Regions from separate parts of the Homo sapiens genome. Here region 1 is linked to region 2. Evidence: read pairs that join two places in POLR2A ChIA-PET (ENCODE). Cell type or tissue: OCI-LY7. All regions are shown on one strand. Links, peaks and the distances in the headings refer to the core of each region. The heading gives the core; the rest is flanking DNA. Region 1 overlaps ANKRD44 (ankyrin repeat domain 44). Region 2 overlaps ANKRD44 (ankyrin repeat domain 44).

Evidence for each region. ChIA-PET counts read pairs that join two places held together with the same protein. Peaks named below come from ENCODE experiments on the same cell type or tissue, not always from the same donor. Only the 100,000 strongest peaks of a DNase experiment are listed, where the experiment ranks them.
Region 1: POLR2A ChIA-PET joins it to region 2 with 5 read pairs; 5 of 35 experiments call an interaction of 5 or more read pairs at or near these places.

What each region holds. Positions count from the first base shown.
Region 1 is chr2:197,112,321-197,123,848 of GRCh38, forward strand. It overlaps ANKRD44 (ankyrin repeat domain 44), which reads right to left. Exons shown (of 28, transcript NM_001195144.2): 7 at 10,330-10,472; 8 at 9,012-9,224. Among named protein-coding and RNA genes, the nearest start is that of ANKRD44-AS1, 80 kb to the right of the region's middle. In OCI-LY7, for the core only: no CTCF peak of the experiment used is centred there; no DNase peak of the experiment used is centred there.
Region 2 is chr2:197,205,609-197,217,136 of GRCh38, forward strand. All of the region lies in intron 1 of ANKRD44 (ankyrin repeat domain 44), which reads right to left. Among named protein-coding and RNA genes, the nearest start is that of ANKRD44-AS1, 13 kb to the left of the region's middle. RefSeq lists enhancers at 131-320, 7,184-7,423 and a silencer at 10,395-10,444. In OCI-LY7, for the core only: no CTCF peak of the experiment used is centred there; DNase peaks (open chromatin) are centred at 3,493, 3,893, 4,573 and 5,263; H3K4me3 peaks cover 2,500 bases; H3K27ac peaks cover 2,500 bases.

The DNA.
Region 1 (11,528 bases), core at 5,686-8,185, 91 kb before region 2:
CTCCATCTTGGAAAACAAATAATAATTTAGGTAAGTATTTCTTAGAGTGGACCAAGGACTGCCCACGTCTGAATCACCCAGGATTCTTGTTAGAAATATGAATTCTGGGCCAGGCGCAGTGGCTCACGCCTGTAATCCCAGCACTTTGGGAGGCCGAGGCGGGAGGATCAAGAGGTCAGGAGATAGAGCCCATCTTGGCTAGCACGGTGAAACCCCGTCTCTACTAAAAATACAAAAAATTAGCCAGGTGTGGTGGCGGGGCCTGTAGTCCTAGCTGCTTGGGAGGCTGAGGCAGGAGAATGGCGTGAACCCGGGAGGCGGAGTTTGCAGTGAGCCGAAATCGTGCCACTGCACTCCAGCCTGGGCGACAGAGCGAGACTCCGTCTCAAAAAAAAAAAAAAAGAAAAAAAGAAAAGAAAAAAAAAGAAAGAAAGAAAAAGAAATATGAATTCTGTACCTTAACCCTGAACTACAGAATTGGGGTAAGAGGGTCCCATTTTTAACCCCTGCTTTGGACTGTGGGCTAAAATAGGTTATAAAACCAAGGTTTTAACACAAGCATTTTATTATATTCTATAAGTCTATTCCTTAGAAATAAAAAAGGAATTACACATAGTCTGTGCCAAGAAAAAAAAGTTAATTAGAACGGTAAGTTCATCTTAATTGAAAAAAAAAAACATGTATCATTATAATTCAATATTCTCAGGTAGATGTGGGAAGAAAAGAAATAATAGGATCTTTTCTCCATCTTCTATGAGTATAATCTGAATCAGAACAGACTGAGAAAGGAGAGCTGAAGCTTGATAATACTTTTAGAGGAAAAACTGGAGCAATCAAGAGAATGAGATACAAAACCATCGCTGACCATGAGACATACTGGGAAGGAGAGCTCCTAAAAGTTATCTGATTCCAGAGCTAGGCCTTAGTTGTCGGGACTGCACACAGTTCCAAGGACTGAAACACCTGGGAACTACTTTGGAATAAGGATTTAAAACACCCCCTTCCAATTAAAAAGTGATGACACTTCAAAATAACTAAGGCGAGAGAAGGCAGAAATTGTGGAGTTGGCATTAACTTGTCCCTAGGTGGTGCTATTTCTTTAAATTTTGCTCCAGTGTTTTCTCTTAATATGAAACCATAAGTAATTATTAATTAAATATATCTAAAGCTATAAATACTTCAGCATTTAGAAAATATCTTCACAATATTCAGCTAAGCAATTTTCCATGTCTATAAAAGAGCTTAAAGGCCTTACCAAGGAGTAACCACCAACTTGGTGGTAGCTATCTAAGTTGCAGGCAGAGAGACAAAGCAGAAGTGATCTCTGAAGTGTGTGGTGGGCAAAGCCAGGCCCATTTCAGGGATAGCAAACACCACAACCTTCTTTTCTCTGAGAGTGCTTGTGCACTTGTAAAGGGACAAGTAAATGGAGATGACCAAAGTTAGGTAAAATGCAAAGAACAGCCATATGATCAGTGGTGACAATTGCTTTGCATCCATCTTTGCAGATCTTTGCCTGGGTTCATCTATAGCCTGAGTCCAGGCTATAGCTGATATTTTTTTCTTCACATAGGGAAACAGGTAGATAAGGTGGGGAAATTGGGACAGAAAGCATTAAGAGTATCATGGCAGCCATTTTGGGACAACTTTGTTCACATGGTATGGGTGTAAAGGGAGCTCATTATTTCAAAAAGCTATAGAAAACCAATGAAACTCAAAAGGATAATACTTTTTATATAATTCTTAAAAGTTAGAACTCAGAACATTAAAGTTGAGACTAGGGAACCCTACTGAGTTTCATGATCTGAGAAATTGAAATTTATCATGCAGGGGTACTGGCTGTTGCTACTATTCCTAGAATTGCACAAAAAGATAAAACATTCCTTGCGTTCTCAAAAGAGAGAATATGTGCAATTCTTCCATCTATTCAAAGCTTTTATGAAAATTTTTTTCTTAATTTCTAGTCTCCCTCCAATTTTCTAGCTACATTTTCCCATAGAATTTAGGGCTTTGAAATTATTGTTATTTTGATAATCCATTTAATTAAGCAAGAAGCACTTCTATTGAGTTAGGCATAATCAAGCCCTAAGTCATAAAGGAAAAATACTGAGGATTAAAATATTTACAACAAATATTAGTACTCTTTCAGGGCAGAACTCAGCATTGCCTAAGGAAGATTAATCTTTGAACTAAAAGCAGTGTTTATATTTTCTTGACCACCAGTCTCCTCAGAAATCCATTCACTTTTTCTTTTATTCCTAATGCCTTCTTTCCTCATCTTCCAATATCCCATATACGTTCCCTAAATTTACAGACATTGTTGTTCCCCAGGGTCTTGAAAGCATAATGTTCTCTGTGGCATGGTACACCCCTGGGGTCACAGAGCTCAGTGGCCCTACTACAGAGCAATAAAAGCTCTATGGGATAACATTAAGTCCAACCTGCGGTTAGGGGTGGGGTCAAATAAGGTGAGAAACCCAATAAGTCTTCCTAATTCAATGCAAGAGCCTCCTAAAATACTGGTGTGAAAAAGCCACACATTGTCCAATTTATTTTGTTTTGTTTTGTATGGTTCTAAGGGCAAGAGAGATGGAACGTGGTTGGCTCACTCATTCCTCTCCTTTCCCTTACTTCTCCAACGTTCTAAGTACCGTCCCTATCACTGCCTACTCTTGCCCATTCCAGTTTCCACCTTCAACTTCTCCAACACAACCTATTCCATAATTTGGTCCTGGTACATATAGAGAAGGGAACTGGTCCACTTCAAGCAGACATGTTTCAACTCCCATCTCTTAGAGCTAAATGATCTAAGAGCCTGCAGACAGAAAAGAATTGAGACCATGCACAGGCTAAATGTCAGTGAACAGGAGGTAGACAACCTGGCAATGGCAATTTCTGAGTCTGTCTTTCTAAGTTGTATCCAGCACAGCTCTATGTCTAGTGCCTTCTTTAACGCTTACTTTGAATGCTTGCTAAAAGAGCCTTGAGATGCTACAGAAATTACAATGTAGTCTCTAATGGAAAAGAAAAAATATTTTATACTTTCTCATGTTCTACCTATTTACAAATTATAAGTAAACCATCAATTGATTATTGTATCAGTAAAGTATATCTTTATTTTATCACAATTAAACTCATATCATGAAGTCAAAAAACAGGACCAGAGTCAATCAATGTAAGCAAAATGAGGAACTGTGAAATGCAGGCTGAACACACATCCCTCCTCCTCTTCCCATCCATCTTTTAGTTGCTCATGAAGACATCACTTTTACTATTTTGTGAGAATAGAGGAAAACAAAGTGAACATGTGGATAGGTAATGGCTGCATTTCAATATGCTACTTCCCTCAACTTTTGGAAAATCTAAACAAATACAAATTGTCTTGCAATCTACAAACACTTTCAAAATCCAAGGAGCAATGTGGTACAGAGAGATAACAACTTTAATTAGACAGCTACCTCCAGAGTCAGACAGGATGGCTCTATGGAAATGTTAGATGATCCGTGCATCCAGAGTGAATCTGGAATAACTAAGGAGGATTCAAAGAGATTTAGGAAATCGGAGGATACAGACAGAATAGATGAAGGGAGACTGAGAATGAAGGCTAGATTTGATTCAAAATCCTATTTACACAGAGTCAATCATAATAAACTCAAATCTCAGAGTTTTAAAATGGCATTTCTTATATTCTAGTTATGATCAGCAGTCCACAGGAAAAAAATAAATATTAAAATTAAGGAATTATGCTTTTCAGCTCCATTTGTGGAAGGGAAGAAGGGGCTGCAAAAACCAATGTATCACAGAAGCTGAAGTCCCTTATCCAATCTGAACTGACCACTGGTCAGTTAACTGGGAGCAGTAGGCCGGTGTGCCAGAGAGTAGCCTTCTAGCCTCTGGTATGGGGCACACTGAGAGCATTGGTGGCATGTTTTACAGATAAAATGAAGTGCATCAGACAACTCTGTGAATTAATTAAGTGGAGGTTGGTAAAGAGAGCGCCTTTATTAAATTCCAATAATTTCCCTTCCTTTGAAGGATTCACAGGATGTCCTTCAGATACCAGGATGGCAAGACAGATGTCTACAGTTTTGGGAACGCTGGCAGTTTGACCACCCACGTGCTTCCTGCCCCCTCAACACCACGCTCTGCGACTTCAGCCTCACGCAAAGATTCCTTACCAACCTCAGACGACAGTTCCTTGGTCTCTTTGATGCCCCCATTCTTTTTTGTCTGCTTTCCATCTTCATGAAAACACGACACTCCTTCCTGTCTCCTCTAACTCCTTTTATCATCCCTTTCTCTGGCTCTTTCTCCTCCTCCTGTTCCTAAGAGTAAAGGGCTGTTTCACTTTCTGTACTCATGCTATTACATACTCTCTCCTTGGGCGGTCTCGTCCCTTTCTCCTGGTTTCAACAATCACCTTTACATGAATGAAGCAATCTACATTTTTTCTTCTGTTCTCTACCAGTCTGCCATGCTAGAACACCACATTTGACACTATTGGGCTTCTCAGACTGGCTATACCAAAACCTAAAAATCAGCTTGTCAAAAACTAAATATATTGGTTTAACTCCCTAAGCCTACTCTTCCTCCTGACGTCTTTCTTAATGAACATCAATAATAACATCTATTTTTCTAGTGCTTATCATGTGGCAGATATTATTCTACATGATTTATGTATGATAAAGCTGTTTAATATTCACAGCAGTTCCATGGAGAAGACACTATTGTTTCCCTAATTTTACAGATAAACTGAGACACACAAAGAGCTTGTTTATGATTATATAGATACTAAAAGTCAAGGCTAGGATTGGAATTTAGGCGGTCTGGCCCCAGAACGGAACACTTAACTACTCTGCTGCACCACCTTTCTTTGCCGGATTTCTTTCTTCCTTCCTACCTTCCTTCCTTCCTTTATTATTTATTTATTTATTTTTTTGACAGAGTCTTGCTCTGTTGCCCAGGCTGGAGTGCAGTGGTGGGATCTCAACTCACTGCAACCTACGCCTCTCAGATTCAAGCAATTCTCCTGCCTCAGCCTCCTGTGTCGCTGGGATTACAGGCATGCGCCACCACACCCAGCTAATTTTTGTATTTTTAGTGGAGACTGGCTTTTACCATGTTGGTCAGGCTGGTCTCGAATTCCTCACCTCGTGATCTGCCTGCCTTGGCCTCCCAAAGTGCTCGGATTACAGGCGTGAGCCACCGCGCCTGGCCAATTTTTGTATCTTTGGAGACAGGGTTTCACCATATTGGTCAGACTGGTCTTGAACTCCTGACCTCAGGTGATCCACCCACCTCGGCCTCCCAAAGTGCTGGATTACAGGCATGAGCCACCACGCCTGGCCTCTTTGCCACATTTCAATCCTTACATTAGTCTTCAACTCCTCCAGTTCATGTCCCACCAAGTCTTGCTGATTTTCTTTCTGCAAAGCCTCTCCCTTCAGTCCCGTTCCCCTGTTCTCTTATTACCTCTTACCAATGCCAGTTTTATTGATTTCTAGTTATCCACTAATCAGCTCTTCTCTAGGTCCACTATACCTGGGTTTTCTTTTTTTCAAAAGTGAAAATAGCTTTTTTGGTTTTCTGGATATAAAAATAACATGCTCTGCCAGGTGCAGTGGCTCATGCCTGTAATCCCAGCACTTTGGGAGGCTAAGGCAGGCAGATCACTTGAGCTCGGGAGTTGGAGGCCAGCCTGGGCAACATGGCAAAACCCCGTCTCTACAAAAAAATACAAAAATTAGCAGGGCGTGGTGGCGTACACCTGTAATCCCAGCTACTCGGGAGGCTGAGGCCAGAGGATGGCTTGAGCCTGGGAGGCAGAGGTTGCAGTGAGCCAAGATCCCACCACTGCACTCCAACCTAGGCAGCAGAGCCAGATCCTGTCTCAATAAAAAAATAATAATAATAAAAATAATTTTTTAAAATTCTCATTGTATCACAATCAGAAGACTAAAGCAAATACACAAAAAAGAAACTAAAGTCTGGGCGTGGTGGCTCACACCTGTAATCCCAGCACTTTGGGAGGCTGAGGTGGGTGGATTGCTTGAGCTCAGGAGTTAAGAGACCAGCCTGGCCAACATGGCAAAAACCCCTCTCTACAAAAAAATACAAAAATTAGCTGGGCATGGTGGCAGGTGCCTGTAATCCCAGCTTCTCGGGAGGCTGAGGCAGGAGAATCACTTGAACTCAGGAGGCAGAAGTTGCAGTGAGCCAAGATCCTGCCATTGCACTCTAGCCTGAATGACAAGAGCAACATTCTATCTCAAAAACAAAAGAAAGAGAGAAAGAAAGAGAGAGAGAGAGAGAGAGAGAGAAAGAAAGAAAGAAAGAAAGAAAGAAAGAAAGAAAGAAAAACCTAAATCATAATTTTGTCTCTCTGCAGTGATAATTGTTGCTAGCATATTGGTACATACTCCAGAGAATTTTCTCTGTTTTTGCATCATCTACACACATAACCATAACATTTTAGCATTAAAAAAGAGATCATATTTCTTTATTGCATTTCAATGTTTTCATTGATAATACTAGGTGTTATTAGCCATTTTGATATTTGCCGTTCTTTAACACAAATGTACGTTTTTGTATTAGTTTGTATTTTTCTAATTACCAGTAATACTAGTTTTTCACAGGCTTAATGTATTTTTTATTCTCTCTTGTGATCTGACTTTTGCTCCATGTTTTCTAGTAATGATCACTTTTTCTTATTGATTTGTATGAGCTCTTTTTATATCAAGCATATTAACTATTTGCTTATCATGTATATTGAAGAAAATTTTCCCTAAGTTGCTCTTATTTTAATTTCATGTTAGAGGTTTTATTGTTGTTGTTTTGTTTTATAAATGTTTAAGACTTTTTTGTAGTCATATATATGATTATTTTCCTTTTTTTTTCCTGCCTTTGGTGTTCTGTGACCGGATTACTGTTTTTAATGCTCAGGTCTGATCATATGACCCCTAGAATGATTCGTGGCCTGCAGAGCCTGGAGAGGCCCAAGCTCCTTGGGCTCAAAATCATCCAGTAGATGAGTCCTCTTCCTTGGTCAAATCACATTTCAGCTCATTTCTGGCTCCTTTCTGTCATACAATTAAAAATAAAAAAGCTTTTTACAGACAGGATCTCACTAGGTTGCTCAGGCTGATCTTAAACTCCTGGGCTCAAGGAATCCTACACCTCAGGCTCCCAAGGAGCTGGGATTACAGGCCGAGCCACCACACTTGGCATGTTCATAAAATTATACTCTATTTGATACAATCAATTGCTATTCTGAAAATTTGTCACATCTTTCACCACTATTAGAAATTGTGAAAAAATATAAGATTTTAATAGTGAATAGAGAAGGTTATTAAAATAGACTGATGTGATATTCTTGAAATTACACCTTAGAAATCATTTTTCAAAACCAGAGACAGAATACACTGGGACCTTGCTTCAGGATCCCTGTGTGCTGGGAAGAAGGGAAGCCTGGGTTGAATAAAAGGTCTCCTAGCACAGCTAAGGATATTCTGCTACAATCTAAATGCATTCAAGTGATGTCGCCCAAATTATGAATGCTGCGTGATAAGCTCCCCTTGGTTAGCTGTCACATGGCAAGCTGACAAGTTACCTAGAGGTTTTCCTATCCAGAATTCCCACCCCTCTTTGCTCATGCTGTTCTATCTGGAACACTCTCTCTCAAATTATCTCTATCCCTCCTCAACTCAACTACATTAATCTTCCAAGTCTCCCCTCAAAATCGATCTCCATTTTTTATTCCCAAGCAAAAAACAAGTCAACAATTGCTTCTTAGAGTTTGCAATGCTTTATGACTCTTCTCATCATATCTTCTCTTGCTCATGATTACCTGAGTGCATGCTACCTCCCTACTACACTGTAAGTTCCTTAAAGGCAGAGACTGAATCTCATCTTAGAGCACTCTTTCAGTACCAAACAGAGGGCACTGGGTAGTCCTTAGTAAATTTGCTGAATAAAGGAATGATTGTGATGACCAGCTCAGTGCTACATCACTGAAGCCACTATCTGGGGTTTGCTTTAAGAAGGTATTGGCTGGGCACAGTGGCTCACACCTGTAATCCCAGCACTTTGGGAGGCTGAGGCAGGTGGATCACTTGAGGCCAAGAGTTTGAGACCAGCCTGGCCAACATGGTGAAACACCATCTCTACTAATAATACAAAAAATTAGCTGGGCATGGTGGTGCATGTCTGTAATCCCAGCTACTGGGGAGGCTGAGGCAGGAGAATCGCTTGAACCTGGGAGGCAGAGGTTGCAGTAAGCTGAGATCACGCCATTGCATTCCAGCCTGGGTGACAAGAGCAAAACTCCATCTCAAAAAAAAAAAGAAAGAAAAGAAAGAAGGTATCTGAGAAGCTCTAAACCCACACTGGAGTTGGAAACAGGCCTACAATCATTATTAGGCCTTCCTTTGAATTCTTAGCAACACTGCCCTATCAGCTCAACATTCACCTCAGTATTAGCTTCTGGGCAAGTCAATATCCTAGAGATCCAGTATTTGTCCTGACACATTCACTAAGCTAACAAGAACACACGGCTGGAGCCTTGGTACCTTTCAGCTGATACCACCACTCCTGAAGAAAAATAACACAACTTTTTTTTTTTTGTTTTTGAGACGGAGTCTTGCTCTGTTGCCCAGGTTAGAGTGCAGTTGCACAATCTCAGCTCACTGCAACCTCTGTCTCCCGGGTTTAAGCAATTCTCTGCCTCAGCCTCCCGAGTAGCTGAGATTGCAGGCACCCGCCACCACGCCTGGCTAATTTTTGCATTTTTAGTAGAGATGGTGTTTCACCATCTTCGTCAGGCTGGTCTTGAACTCCTAACCTCATGATCTACCTGCCTCAGCCTCCAGACAACTTTTCTTATAGCCTCCAAATCCAGGACAAGGCTGTGAGGTTCCAACTCACTAAAACATGGCATAATTTGCAGCAGTTGATTTTGCTCAAACAGAAGCTCAATGCAAAGGCATTCAACACAGAGACTAAGAGTGTCATACCTGAATGTTAACATCTGCCCCGTTGTTTACTAACAATTCAAGACACAAAGCACCATGAGTGGAGGCAGCAGCAAAATGCAAAGGGGTGAACCCATTATTGTTTGGCTGGTTCACGTTAGCACCGTAGTCAATCAACTCGTTAACCACAGCATCCTGTCCATTGTAGCAGGCGATGTGAAGCGCTGTATTTCCATAGACATTGATTTCATCAATCTGCAAAAGAGTCCAACACAGGGTGATTAAAGTCATTAGAGCCAGTTTACTCCATTTTCCACAAAAAGCATAACGGCTGTGGCTAGAGAAAGGAAATAGCCATCCGCCAATATAATTGTTCAGAGCTTACTCTTGCCCCAGTGTGGTCATCTTGGGAATGCTTGTCACCCCATGGTAAAGATCAGCAAAAAGTCAATGTGGCAAAAAATGAACTGGAGACAGAGAAGTTTCATCCTGGGGAGAGGTATTTTTCAGCTAACAAAGGAATAAAAGGTGAAGGGCAAAGCTGCTTTCAAAACACCAAAAGAGAAGTAAATCAGAGGAGAATGAAAAGAGTCCCACACTCTAGGATTGGGGCACAGAAAACCTCAAGAAATGGTGGGGGATGGCAGAGGAAGTGGCTGCGGAGATGGCAGGGGAGGTGGCTGTGGAGTCTAAACATGGAAGGCGGGTCAGAATCCACTCTCTGTTTTGCTCTGGAGTCCGACACCTCACCAGGTTGCATTTTAGTAGCAGAGCAGTGGTGCCGTCAGGAGGTGTGTTTCGTCCACGGCTCCCTATTGCTTTCTGAGACCTGCCCTGGATGCCTGGTTTCCTCATTATGGTTTTCCATAATGATGCAACTTGGTTTTCCTTTCTTGGGGGACAGGATGTTCCAGCCTCACCACTGCTCCTGTTCTACCAGCAGAAAGAGAAGGCAGCAGTCTGCCTTTTCCAGCTCAAGAGTAGACATTGCTGCTGTTTGTCTCTGCCATTTATTCATTCATTTCTGCTGTAAGTCATGACTTAGAAGGCTACATTTGGAAGGTGGGATGCAGAACCTTGGCCAGTCTTTAAGAACAACTGGTTAATATATATTACATAGAATCTTTATGTCTATATATTTATCTATGTTGATATAGAAAGTTATTCAGTTTCCAGTTTTCCTCTGCTTAGTGTATGCCCCCACTGCCCTTCATCAGTTGCCCACAAAAACTCAAAAAGACAGGATGCTAGAAAACAATTCCCCTGCCCTTGAATTAAAGTGCAAACAGGATTTAACTTTAGAATAACAGAAATCTTACAAATACACTGGCCATGCATTGATGCATTCATCATAGCTCACCTCCACCCCCAGGTTCAGGAGATGCTTGACAACATTAATCTGTCCATTGGAGGCTGCAGCATGCAGAGGGGTATAACCCTTCTTATCCTTACAGGTCACTTCTGCGCCATGGTTAATGAGCAATGCTACAACATCCAAGTGGCCTTTACAAACAAAGCAGCAGAAAACATCGTTAACCTTTATAGGACAATTTGCTGATTCATTTCACCTAAATTATCAACTATTAGCTTTCATCGCCACCAGTATTTTGCTGAGTTATTTGTAAAAAGCTGGTTCATGGCAACTATTCAACAAATATTTATTGAGTACCTCCTATAGTCAGGCATAATGTAAAAGCTGTGGGGAGAAAAAAGATGATTCATATGTGAGCCTTCTCTTCAAGGAGATCTAGGTGATGCTTGTTACCACACTAATGAATAATGGTGAGGTTTTGCCAAGATATTAGTAGAGAGCCTTTAAAAATGTTGTATTAAAATGAAAGCAATGCTTTTGAAAACAATTGCCATTCCTCACTGAAAAGTTTAACAATGACAATTCAGTTAGGAAAAACTGATAAAAGAAAAAAAAACAATTAATGAGAATGACCCCAGATTATTGTTTAATCATATAAAATTACTGCTGCTCAACTGTATTTGGACCCACAAAAATGGCAATTACATATGCCTCAACTTAAAAGTATCCTCATGAATTAGAGGCCAAACAGAAAACCCTTCTAGTTTTAGCTCCTGTTAGCATTTTTTTCTACAATATTTTACTCTGTTCCATAATTCACTATATATAGAATAAGCCTGTACAACATGGTGAAACCCCATCTCTACTAAAAATACAAAACTTAGTTGGGCATGGTGGCACATGCCTGTAGTCCCAGCTGCTCAGGAGGCTGAGGCATGAGAATCACTTGAACCTGGGAGGCAGAGGCTGCAGTGAGCCGACATCACACCACTGCACTCCTGCCTGGGCAACAGAGCGAGACCTTGTCTCAAAAAATAAATAAATAAATAAACAAAGAAACAAGCATATTTGACCTTTATTTCGGGACTGAAGATTGTTCAATGCTTCAGGATCATTGCTCTAAATATGGCTGAAAATTGAAGGGTAGAAGACAAGTACTGACTCCAGGACTTTGTGTGTGTGTTGGGGTGGGGGGAAAGTATTGGCTTGTTTTATTAAAATTTGACTCTTTTCTCTCCAAGACTTTA
Region 2 (11,528 bases), core at 3,366-5,865:
TCAACAATCATTTCTCCAAGTGCCGATGGTGGGCCAGGCAATGCATTAGGTGGCAAGGATTCTGCAATGATCAAGATACAGTCCCAGGCTCAAGAAGCTTCGAATCTAGAGAGGAGGAAGAAAAGTAAACAGTGACATCACGGTGGAAGCAACAGGGTCATATGGGAGGGACACCCAACCCAGCCTTGTGTCATCAGGGAAGGCTTCAGAGAGGAGGTGACAGCTAAGCTGGGGAAAAGAGATTCCTAGGTGAAGGTGTAACATCTACAGAGACCCAAAGATCAGAGGGAGCCTAAGCCTACCAGGTGTGGGGAAATGTGACTAGTTCAGAGGCTGGAGTGTGGGATGCAAGGAGTGAAATTGTAAGGTGGGGCTGGCCACGCTGAGACTTTGTCACTAACCTCAGAGAAACAGGAAGCAAGTAAGACTGAACAGAAGGGGGTGACATATGCAGATGCACATTTTAGTAGCTCAGACTGGCTGCGGAGAGGAGAATGGATTGGCGGAGAGAACACAAGGGAGGCTGTGGCAGTCATTCAGCTAAGAGGGGATGACAAGCCACACAAAAGTGGTGGCACGACAGAAGATGTGCAGCATAGAGATGATGTTTTTTCACTCATTCTTTCAGTAAATAATATTACAGAGCCCTTCTTATGTGCTGGCCATTCTGCCTAGGCTGGACATACAAGCATGGGTGAAAACAAACATAGTCTCTGCTGCCGTGAAGTTCACACTGTTAGCGCTCTGCTAGGGAAAAGATGTTTAGGGAAGTAATTTCAAAAGTATTAAATAAGGCAAGGCGTAGTGGCTCGTGCCTGTAATCCCAGCACTTTGGGAGGTAGAGGTGGGCGGATCACCTGAGGTCAGGAGTTTGAGACCAGCCTGGCCAATATGGCAAAACCCATCTCTACTAAAAATACAAAAATCGGCCAGGCATGGTGGCACACGCCTGTAATCCCAGCTACTCGGGAGGCTGAGGTAGGAGAATGGCTTGAACCTGGGAGGCAGAGGTAGGAGAATGGCTTGAACCTGGGAGGCAGAGATTGCAGTGAGCCGACATGGCGCCACTACACTCCAGCCTGAGCGACAGAGCGAGACTCCTCCGTCTCAAAACAAACAAACAAAAAGCATTTTGGTTGATTATGTTATCAATAATAACATAGTAGGGAAAGGATGTACAGGACTGGCTCCTCCATCATCAATTGTCAAAGAGTCATTAAGCATAGGAGTCACATAAGATAAATCTAAAGAGTTATTGCAAGGCCAGTACTCTTTAGAATTACGTCCCTCATGTTCATACATAACAGTGTCAATCAGACTGTCTGCTCTCAGTGTATTTCATTCAAGGAAAGTAAGAAAAATTTACCTACATTTTAATTCATCATTCTTTGAAGAGAAGTGATGGATTTAAAAATCGTGATAAGATTTTAAGCTAATAAATTAGGAACATTCTCAAAAACTTACTAAATGTGGCCGTGCACTAAATTAAATTAAAACTCTTCTTGTGGCATTTGAGATTGTTGCTAGGTGCTGAAGAAGCAAGTTTGGATCTACCCCAAAATTGGCCACAGAGCAAGCAACTGGAAAATCATGGCATGGAGGGAAGGGGGCAGGTGTCTGAAAACTGTGCTATCAATTTATTCAATAACTCCATTCAGGTTGCAGTCCTAGTTCACCAATGAGGCCAGGACGTTCTTACCAGAGTCCTCATTGTTTAAATCACAGCCACAACATTCTTTTAATTCTTTTAGTCTATCCCAGTGTAATAATCACCCATGATTAAACAGCTGTGCCTGCGGATGGCACATTAAGCTGCTTCTCTTTTAGAGGTGATTTTTATTTTTTGCCACCTCTCAGATGACCCCTCTGATTTTTATCATTCTGGCATCTCAAAGGCCAGCAGAGAAAAACATATATTAGAAAATGAAAATGTTCCCTTCCCTTTCTGTTTTTCTCTTGAAACACTACTCTTAACACCAGCTCACCACTGATCTCAAATCACTGAGAAAGATCCTCTTCTCGTTTCTTCCTTTGCCATGGTGCTCTTTCATGAGATTATGATAGACCTTTCCCCAGTCCACCAGGAAAAGGGAGCACACACCCCAGATTGGTAGCACTGAGTCAAAATCTGCTTGCCCAGAAATGTTATAGAAAAAAGGAAATCATGCCCCATATGGGTTGAATAATCCCAACCTTAACATTTGGCAACTCAAAGAAAAACAGAAATGAGGAAGACACATACGAGTTCTTACAAGCCAGCCTCTAACACAACCAGCTTTTTAAAAATGTACTGGATTCCTAAAAGTAAAATTCTAAAGTCTTCCTCCCCCTTCTATAAATTGTACAGCCAGGAAAGAAGAGGCGACACCAAATGGTGACAGGGAGTTTTGTTGCTATTATTGGGCTGTTGGTTTTATCGTAGTATTACATAGTATTGATGAACTTTTAAAAAATCACTTTCCTCGAACTTTCTAAATATGTTACTGTCAATGCTCAAAGAGAGGTCTGAGATTTGTTACGTATTTTAGACATCTTCTAAGTAACTCCACAGAAGACTCTCAAAACAAAAGCGTGACCTCAACCTGCCTATAGGTGCCCTAGTGGAGAATGCTTGATACCAGGTGACAACCCCCACGCGCCCCAATAGTGCAAGAACAAAGTGGAGGCCAGAGAAGGGGCTGGTAGTTTCTTCTTAGTTCTCAGAAGGCTTATATGATGATCCACTCACCTCTCCTTCCACCTTAAGGGAAGAATGGAAGATAATAAGCAAAACTTCTAGAAAGAGCAATTAGCCCTTCAACTTCTAATATCCAGGTGGTTCAGTTCCCAGTGAGAGAGGTAAGTGGGCAATGGTAAGCTGTGCCACACACCAGGTATCTTATTTTTCAAGAATAGCTTTCTTGGCCAGAAGCAGTGTGGCTCACACCTGTAATCCCAATCCCAGCACTTTGGGAGGCCGAGGAGGGCAGATCACGAGGTCAGGAGATTGAGACCATTCTGGCTAACATGGTGAAACCCCGTCTCTACTAAAAATACAAAAAATTAGCCGAGCGTGGTGGTGGGCGCCTATAGTCCCAGCTACTCGGGAGGCTGAGGCAGGAGAATGGTGTGAACCTGGGAGGCAGAGCTTGCAGTGAGCCGAGATTGTACCACTGCACTGCAGGCTGGGCGACAGAGCGAGACTCTGTCTCAAAAAAATAAAAAATAAAAAATAAAAAAAAGAATAGCTTTCTCTTTAATGCTTTCACATGGGTTCTAATGGTAAGCTTGGAGAAGAATAACCTGAAATCCCATGTAAGTGCCCCATTTTCTCCAGGCTATTTGTCTGCCTCTCTCAGAACATAGTGTGATTCATCCATTAGGCTATCTGGAAAATAGGCATTTAGAATAAAGGCAAAGGGGATATAACAGGCAAGACTATTAGAGGTAGCTCTAAGCTTTGCTTTGTGCCGCTCAAGTGATTCATGAATGCAATTCATTTCCTTGCCTACAGTTCACATTCTCATGGCTGTTCAGAGATGAAAAGACAAGACGTTCTGAGTAGTTTCTTCGAATAGACCAAATCCTGATGCTGTTTATGAGCCTTGAGATAAAAAAACTCTGACTTCATAGCAACTCTTAATTATGTGAATGTACACCAAGAATAGGATAAATATAAAATCTATAGATAATCATGAAAAACAAGTTTTAGTTGGCATCCTGCTTCAGCCCTGCTAAATCATTTACCAGAGTAAACCTGGCTTGAAAACACTTTCAATTCCCCAACTGCTCTCAAGTGGGAGTGCAAATGAACAGAGAAATGGTGGGATGGGAGTCGGAGAAAGGCCTGACAAATATGTAGTCAGAGCTGCCACATCCATTCCTGTGCCTTTAGCAGACATCACTAATCAAGCATGATACTCTTTTCCATCTTGAATAAGCACAACCTTAGACTCTTCCTCAGCACTCAAGCAGTCCAGGCAATCATTACCAGTCAATAACAGCTGGCCCATTTGCCGTTCCAGTTTAGGAGAAATCTGGATGATCCACCAGTTATGTCATCAGTTAACTTTTAATTTCATCAAGAATTAAACATTGGTTGATTGGTCTTTCATTTAACTACTTCATTTTCCTCTAAGAACTAGGATAGTTTATGGAAATTGTCATGAAAAGCTAAAGCACATTGCTTCTAAGTTCTCTAAGATGGACAGATAAGCATGCTGTATCAGCACACAGCACAAGATTGTCTTGTGAGTCAGGGGAGCAAAGAATCAGATGAGGGTTTAGCCTAACAGGGAGTGAAGATATGACTGCGGCTAGAAGTTGAGGGCTGCTGGGGACTGGGTACTTGGAGACCTCACTTGGGGGAATATGGGCAAAGCCAGGAACCGCACAGAGACCACAGGAATCCACTCCTACTACCTAAGAGACGTCTTACAGAAATTCCTTTGAGTTAAAGTTTCCCCTGTTGAAATCACCTCTGAGTGAGTGAGGAGACTATCTTTCAGTCACACCTTAGTGGAGAATGTTTACTTAGGTTGTTTTTTCTTGACTCCTAAAAAAAGAACAGCAGCAAGAGGAAGTTGGGTGTTTCGAATGGAGACAAAGAAAGAAAACAAATGTGATTTGAGGCCTCCTAAGAAGGACTGTCTTGAATCCAATGCTGGGCTTGAGATGTGTTGAGAAGCACTTATTGAGCTACTACTGTATGGCAAGCACTTTTCATACATTATATTGCTTCCTCTTCACCCCTAACAGTGAGTTACGATTAACATCTTCCGTTTACAGATGAGAAAACCAAGGCTCAGTAATGTAAGTAACCTGACTGATGTTATAAAGCTAGTGAGGGGCTGAGGTCCCATCCAGACCAAGATTTCTCTGACGCCAAAGCTTGTTCTGTTCCCATTACACTGAGCTGGTTCCTCTGGGAAAGCATCAAAGACACACTTGGTACACTCAGAAATAAATGTTCCTTAAGGCCAATGCCTATCTGACTCTAACACCTTCTTCCAGAGATTAGGAAGGAAGCAAATTGTCCTCATGCAAGGCAGGCCTTAAGAGAGAAGGATCACCCCCACCTGTTGGAACATCTTGTCTTGGAGAGATTAGGGGGCCACGGGTTGTGGACTGGAATGGCATGTGTCATCCTCCTTCGGCTCAGATATCATTCCTCCCTTATGGAGAGAGGCAGCTTCAAAGGGGGTCAGAAACAGAAACTGAGCACAGTGAATGAGAGGCTGGAGAGGCAAATGTCCTCCTGCCACCTTTGATGGGGCAGAGGCATCCATGTGGGGCAGGATGTGCTCTGTTTGGTGGTATTGGAGAGGGGGTGTCTAGAAGCTAGTCCTGTCCTGCTCCATCAGTGGGGTTTACCTGGGGATCACACACTCCCTCATAGTATGTAGACGCCACTGTGCACCTGCATGCCGAGAAAAGGCAGCGGGCCAGGAGGACCCCCTGCCTCTTCTCTAATCATATCCCACCCACCCCTATGCCATGACCTAGGCTGCAGCTGCTCTCTAAGGACTCCTTGGTCCTGCACCCTCAATATTCTGGGAGATCACAGGAGTTGCCCTTTGGGCAGATCCAAGGACACCCAGGAGCAGCATCACCAGCACACGTGGGCAGGGAAGGCATAGTTCCTGCCACAGAAGCAGTGACACAGGGAGCAGGATACCTCCAGGGTGAGAGACAACCCAGGGATGTTGTGGGGAAATGGGGAGCAGGAAGAGATGGCAAGTAACACACACTCAGTGTTTTCTGCATATCCCAGTGAATCCTCCAACTATCCCCATTCTGCAGAAAATTTCAATAACTTAGCCAAGGAGCCAGGATCAACCAGGTACTTCCACCAAAGTACCTGTAACAGAAGACAAGAGTGAACGTCTTTCCCTACATGTCTGCCTGAAAAATACGTTTTTAACTTAACATTCACATGAATTTTACAGTCTAGTGCTGCCTTAAGATATCCATGTTCATTTCAATGGAAAAATAATGTCTTTAGTTAACTAACTTAAAAAAATTAACCATCTGTGAAATCACGCTAATCCCATGAGTACATTTCTCAGGGGTACCACCTCGAGGGGCACAAGAATCTTGGGCCAAGTCAGGGCCACACCATCCTGCTGCCCCAGGCACCATGAGATGCTCCTTCTTTTCCCAACTTGGAGGTTCCAGGTGTTCATTAGGAGATGCAGCAGGTTATAAACCATAACTCAGAGAAGAGGAATAGTGGGGGGCAGCAAGCAGGAGACGACGCAGCACAAAGAAGCCCCAAGAAAGGTGATCGACAGATCCAGACCAACAGAGCCAAAGGAACACAAGCACCTCGGGACTCCAATCACTTTGCCCTCCTCAGGTTTGTGACCAACACTCCGGTGATGAAGGGCTAGTAATCAACAGTAAGCTCATGCACGGGAATTCCCTTCACTGAGCCTCTCTCTCTCTCTCAGTCTCTCTCTCTCTCACACACACACACACACACACACCCCACAGCACCACTTTGGGGGAAGGAGAGGAGATATTGCAGAGCTAGAGTTTTGGAACTGGAACAAGGAGGGACTTTCTGGTGGATCAAAGTATGCTAGAGATCAGGCAGTACTAGAGCCAAGAGTTTGCAACCAGGCAGATAGGGATCCAGTGGGAGCACACTGGCACCAAACACGAAAGTCATCTGGCCTCTGAAACTGGCTTTTATGAGCCAGTAAGTGTGTGAGCTTAGATCATGGATAATTTTCAAAGAAACCACTTGTATCACACAGTCCCTATTCGAGAACCCAAAATGCTTCTGCACTAAATATTTGAACCCCTATGTATTTAATGGTTATCTAGTCAGTCCATTGTTGCCTAGACAAAGGCAAATTCTCAGGAATCTACCAAGACCATAAGTTTTAGAAGGGCAGGGATTCGGTCACTGTGGTCACCACTATATCCCTAACTGCTAGCACATAGTAGGCCCTCAATAAATCTCTGCTCATGATTCATTCACATTCATTCAAAATAACACATTTGTTCACCCTGCCTCTTCCACTCTCCTTTTATAGGGAGTATTAACCAAAAAGGTTATTGCAGGCTCTCACAGAAGAACTTCTACATGAGTAAAAATTCTGCATCACAGCAACTGCAGTGGTGTCATGTCAGACATGTTTTTGCTCAAAAGAATTCAGTTAACACCCACAAGGAAGGGAGGTGGACACGTACACACACAAACACACACTTCAATCAGGAACTCGGTGATCACATGCCCACGGTGAGAGAGAAAAAAGGAAACACGACCCCACAGCTTCCTCTGCATCTCATTCCAGAAAGCTTTTCACAGTGTGAACATCTCACAGAGCTGACTGGGATTCTAGTGTTTAAAGAAACATATTTTTCATACAAGTTGGCCCCTAAATGCAAGCCAACTTCTTATCTGGTGCTCAAAGAAACAGCAATGCGGCTCCAACTCTGCAGGCCAAAGTGGCTGTGTTGGCCTCCACAAGGGATAGTATACAGGCCTCCATGGTGGCACCTTCCAAAGAGATTTTCAAGAGTAATTTTGACTCTACAAGACTTCTACCTCACACATATAGGGGCTTAGCCACCCAGCGAGCTATGACCCCTCTAACACAGTCTGGTATATCACCCAAACAAGGTTAGCCTGAAGGAAGGAGAAGTTCTCAAAGGAGAGCATTATACATCTTGTTACACAAGCGGTCTATAAAGTAAGTCTGTTTAATGTAGACAATGTTATTTTTGGCATATCATCTTCCAACCAGTTTTCTGGTTTTCAAAATAATATCTACGAGGTGATTACTCCAGAGAGCCCACTTGGAATTTTTCTGATTTTTTTTCTAATTTATTTCAGCACATGTTATTTCAAGATCTCTATGAAACATATTAAACACATTTAACCTTACCTAAAATAAAACCAACTCATTAGATGATATAAAAAACATCTCATTAGCAAAGCACTGATAAATATTTTCTCTCTTCCAGCTAAGCATTGCTCATTATACACTTGAGCACTGTGCAGTCTTATCATGCCACAATTATCAGCCTCATACGCTGAGCCTAAGCATAAAACTATTATTGAGCAAATAATGGAATTGGACCTGTACACTGCTAAGCTCCTGTAGACTGGCTCATACAATCTGGCCGATTTATATAGCCAGTTTGAACCAACTGCACGTTTTCATAAACAGGCAATTCTCACACTTTTAATGATCTGATTTATTAGACCTTCTAAGTAAACAAGCTTAGAACTCTTTCTCTTTTTAAAAAGGTACATACAGCAACTTTAAGATATTATATGTGTATGTATCTTGGCAATACTACAGCACCTTTAAGAGGGTATATGTATCTTTGGGAAGATAGACTGTTTTCTAAAGCATAGTCTAGGTTTCTCTAATGCTATGTGAATTTTAGAATCACTTTAAGGCAATCAAGTCACTTTGGAGACAAAGAAAGAATAAGATGAAGGTAGCAACTGAAAAGCAACCTCAGATAAGCTATAGCTATTTTCATATTCTTTACCCCCATAATTTTTGTGGGAAATTACTATAAGGAAATGATCAGAGATGAGCACAAAGATTTATGTTCAGGGTGTATATTAGGGTGTTGGTTATTATAGAAAAAAAACCAAAAGCTTCTTAATTGTCCAATCTCAGGGACATAATAAAATATGGCACATCAAAATGATGGGATATTATGCAGCTATTAAAAATGTCATTTCAAATAATTTTTAAAGACTTGGAGAAATATTTATCATATAGCATTAAGTGACAATTTAAAAAAAACAGTAAACAAAACTATATCCAAGGCCTAGCCTAGTGTCTGGCACCTGGCAAACATGCAAAAAGAATTTTGTTGCATTAAGTAACATATACAATGAGATAGCAAGTCTATATTTTAAGTAAATATGTACATACATACATAAAGAGGAAGAGTAAGAGAAAAAAGACCAAGTCAGTAGTATTTATGTCTTAGTGATTAGATTACAAGTTATTTTCTCCTTTTTTCTTTTGCTCATCTGTATATACCACATCTTACAGTTAATACCTATCACTGATATAGTTGGGAAAGAAAAGAAATGCTATAAAAACTAAATGTGAAAACACACATTTACATGAAATTGCATTTTAAATGGAATTTTAAAAGAGTAATTAGAACACAGAAGCCTGCCAATCCCAGCAGCAACAACAGAAGCAAAGTCTTGAATTGGAAGGTCACATATGCCTGTTCCCAAATAGATGCTCCAAGGCAGGCCAAACTGGAATTCTGGGACTAGAAGAACAGCTGGATTTTTTTGTTTTTGTTTTGTTTTTTTTGAGACAGAGTCTCACTCTGTCACCCAGGCTAGAATGCAGTGGCACAATTTCCACTCACTACAACCTCTGCCTCCAGGGTTCAAGTGATTCTCATGCCTCAGCCTCCCGAGTAGCTGGGATTATACGCACACCACCATACCTGGCTAGTATTTGTATTTTTAGTAGAGACAGGGTTTTGCCATGTTGGCCAGGCTGGTCTCGAACTCCTGGCCTCACATGATCCTCCCGGCTCAGCCTCCCAAAGTGCTGGGATTACAGGAGTCAGCCACCATGCCAGGCCAGAACAGCTGTATTTTTAAAGCAAGTATATGCTTCATTTTTCACTTTGCATCAGAATCTTCTGTGTTGAGATGATGTATAAAATCTAAGCCAAATTGAACTAGTTTTAATTCATACTGTTTACTGAACAACATTAGCCCAATTTTTCAACTGAAGATTTTTCTTGCTTTTGGTAGAGAAAAGGCTATTTTGCATGTCATTGGCTAGGCTTCAGAAACCAAAGGTTTTGGCCGCATGAGGTTCTCTCAGTGCAGGGGGTTAGAAGGTACCAATGCCTCAGTGTAACATTTGAAGTGGGAGAGTGTGAGGTAGTAAATCCATGTGTTTCCAATTTTCCCATCCCTGAAACCACAGATTAGAGAAAATCTCCGCAAATAATTTTTGATGACCTCAAATGGCTTCAATTAAATGAAATCAAATCAAATATTTCTAGTTGAATACTATGTATTGTTAATAAGGATGAAATGTGTTCTTGATCGACCGAGTATCTGAAAAAAAACTATCTGGCTCTTTAAATGATATATATTTAAGCCCTGTCACTAAGTAGCCATTTAATTAAAGTAAATGTCTCAGCATAAATCCTGCTGGCACAGGGTCATGTAGGTTTAAAAATCAACCTGCAATTAGGACTTTCGGCCTAATTATGTGGCAACAAACTTAGCTAGGAGCAGTGACATATTGAGGGTCTTTAAAAGCTTTACACTTTTGTGCCAAAATTTATGATGCTGTTTCCTCCTCCTTTCCTTCTCAATTTGTATGCAACTTCACAACCTTGATTAACAGCAGCATCTGGCAGTTCTCTTCCAAGCAGCTGTGATGTAGAGGAAAGAACACAAAATTTAAAGTCAAACCAATCGGGGTTCAAGGACTTGCTCTGCCCCTTGCTGGCTCCAACTATGCCCTGGATGCCTGTCTTAGTAAAACCAAGAAGACATCACCTACCTCTTCTGGAGGCTTGTGAGGATCAAAAGAGTAACTCATGTGAAGATACTGGGTACAAAGTCGTCATTCAAAATGCAGTCTGGTATAGTTTTCAAATATTAGTGTCCTAATGTGGAAGTAATATGTAAGAATGGTGCTTCCATTCAACAGAGGAAATGAGTCATTTCACCCTAAAGGTCTCTCACTTAGGAAGAGCAGCAATATTTCCTCCATAATTCATGCTATCCAGTAATCCACAAATTTCTTTGGAGTTTCTTCTGTGAACTAATTAATACCCACCAAAGGATCAATGTCATTGCAGGGAAAATCTGTGGCTTCTTAGTCTGTCCTACCTCCCTCCATTTTAGGAGCTGTCCCTCCTAAATCCTTGTGATCCAGATGAAACTGTTCATCGAGACATTTCCCTCCGCTGTTCTCATCAGCAGGGCTGGGTGCATTATCCAGGCTGACCAGAGTGCTTTTTCAGAAATTGATTTGGATTGTGGGAGGAGAGCAAGGGTGGCCCGTTTCTAAGATACTGAGTTCAAAGTGCATGTCATCATTTCTCACTTCCCCTTCTATAACTGGAAGACAGTAGACTTTCCATTTTGCACTAACATCAGCCCACACATAACTACCTTTTCTGGACTTTTTCCAGCAGAAAAACATTTCCAACCTCACAAGCATCAGCGTCCAGGAAGCACTACTTTATGCCATGAAATCTAAGGCAGCCAGAAGGCAGGGTCTGGCTTTGTCAGCAAGCACATTGGTTAAACACACACACACACACACACACACACACACACTCCAAAAACAAAAACACACAGAAAATCACTCCTCTGGGGGAAAAGAAAAAAAAAGGACTCAGTGACCATCAAAAACGAAAAGGCAGAGCTGGCTGATCTGCAAAAGCTCCCAGACAAAATCACCAGCACTCTAAGAGGACTCTGAAGATGAAAAAGGTTTGACTATTTTCTCATCACTGTTTGCCAACTGAGTCTGGTTTTGCTGATGAAAACAGATAATTTCATTTACTTTCCA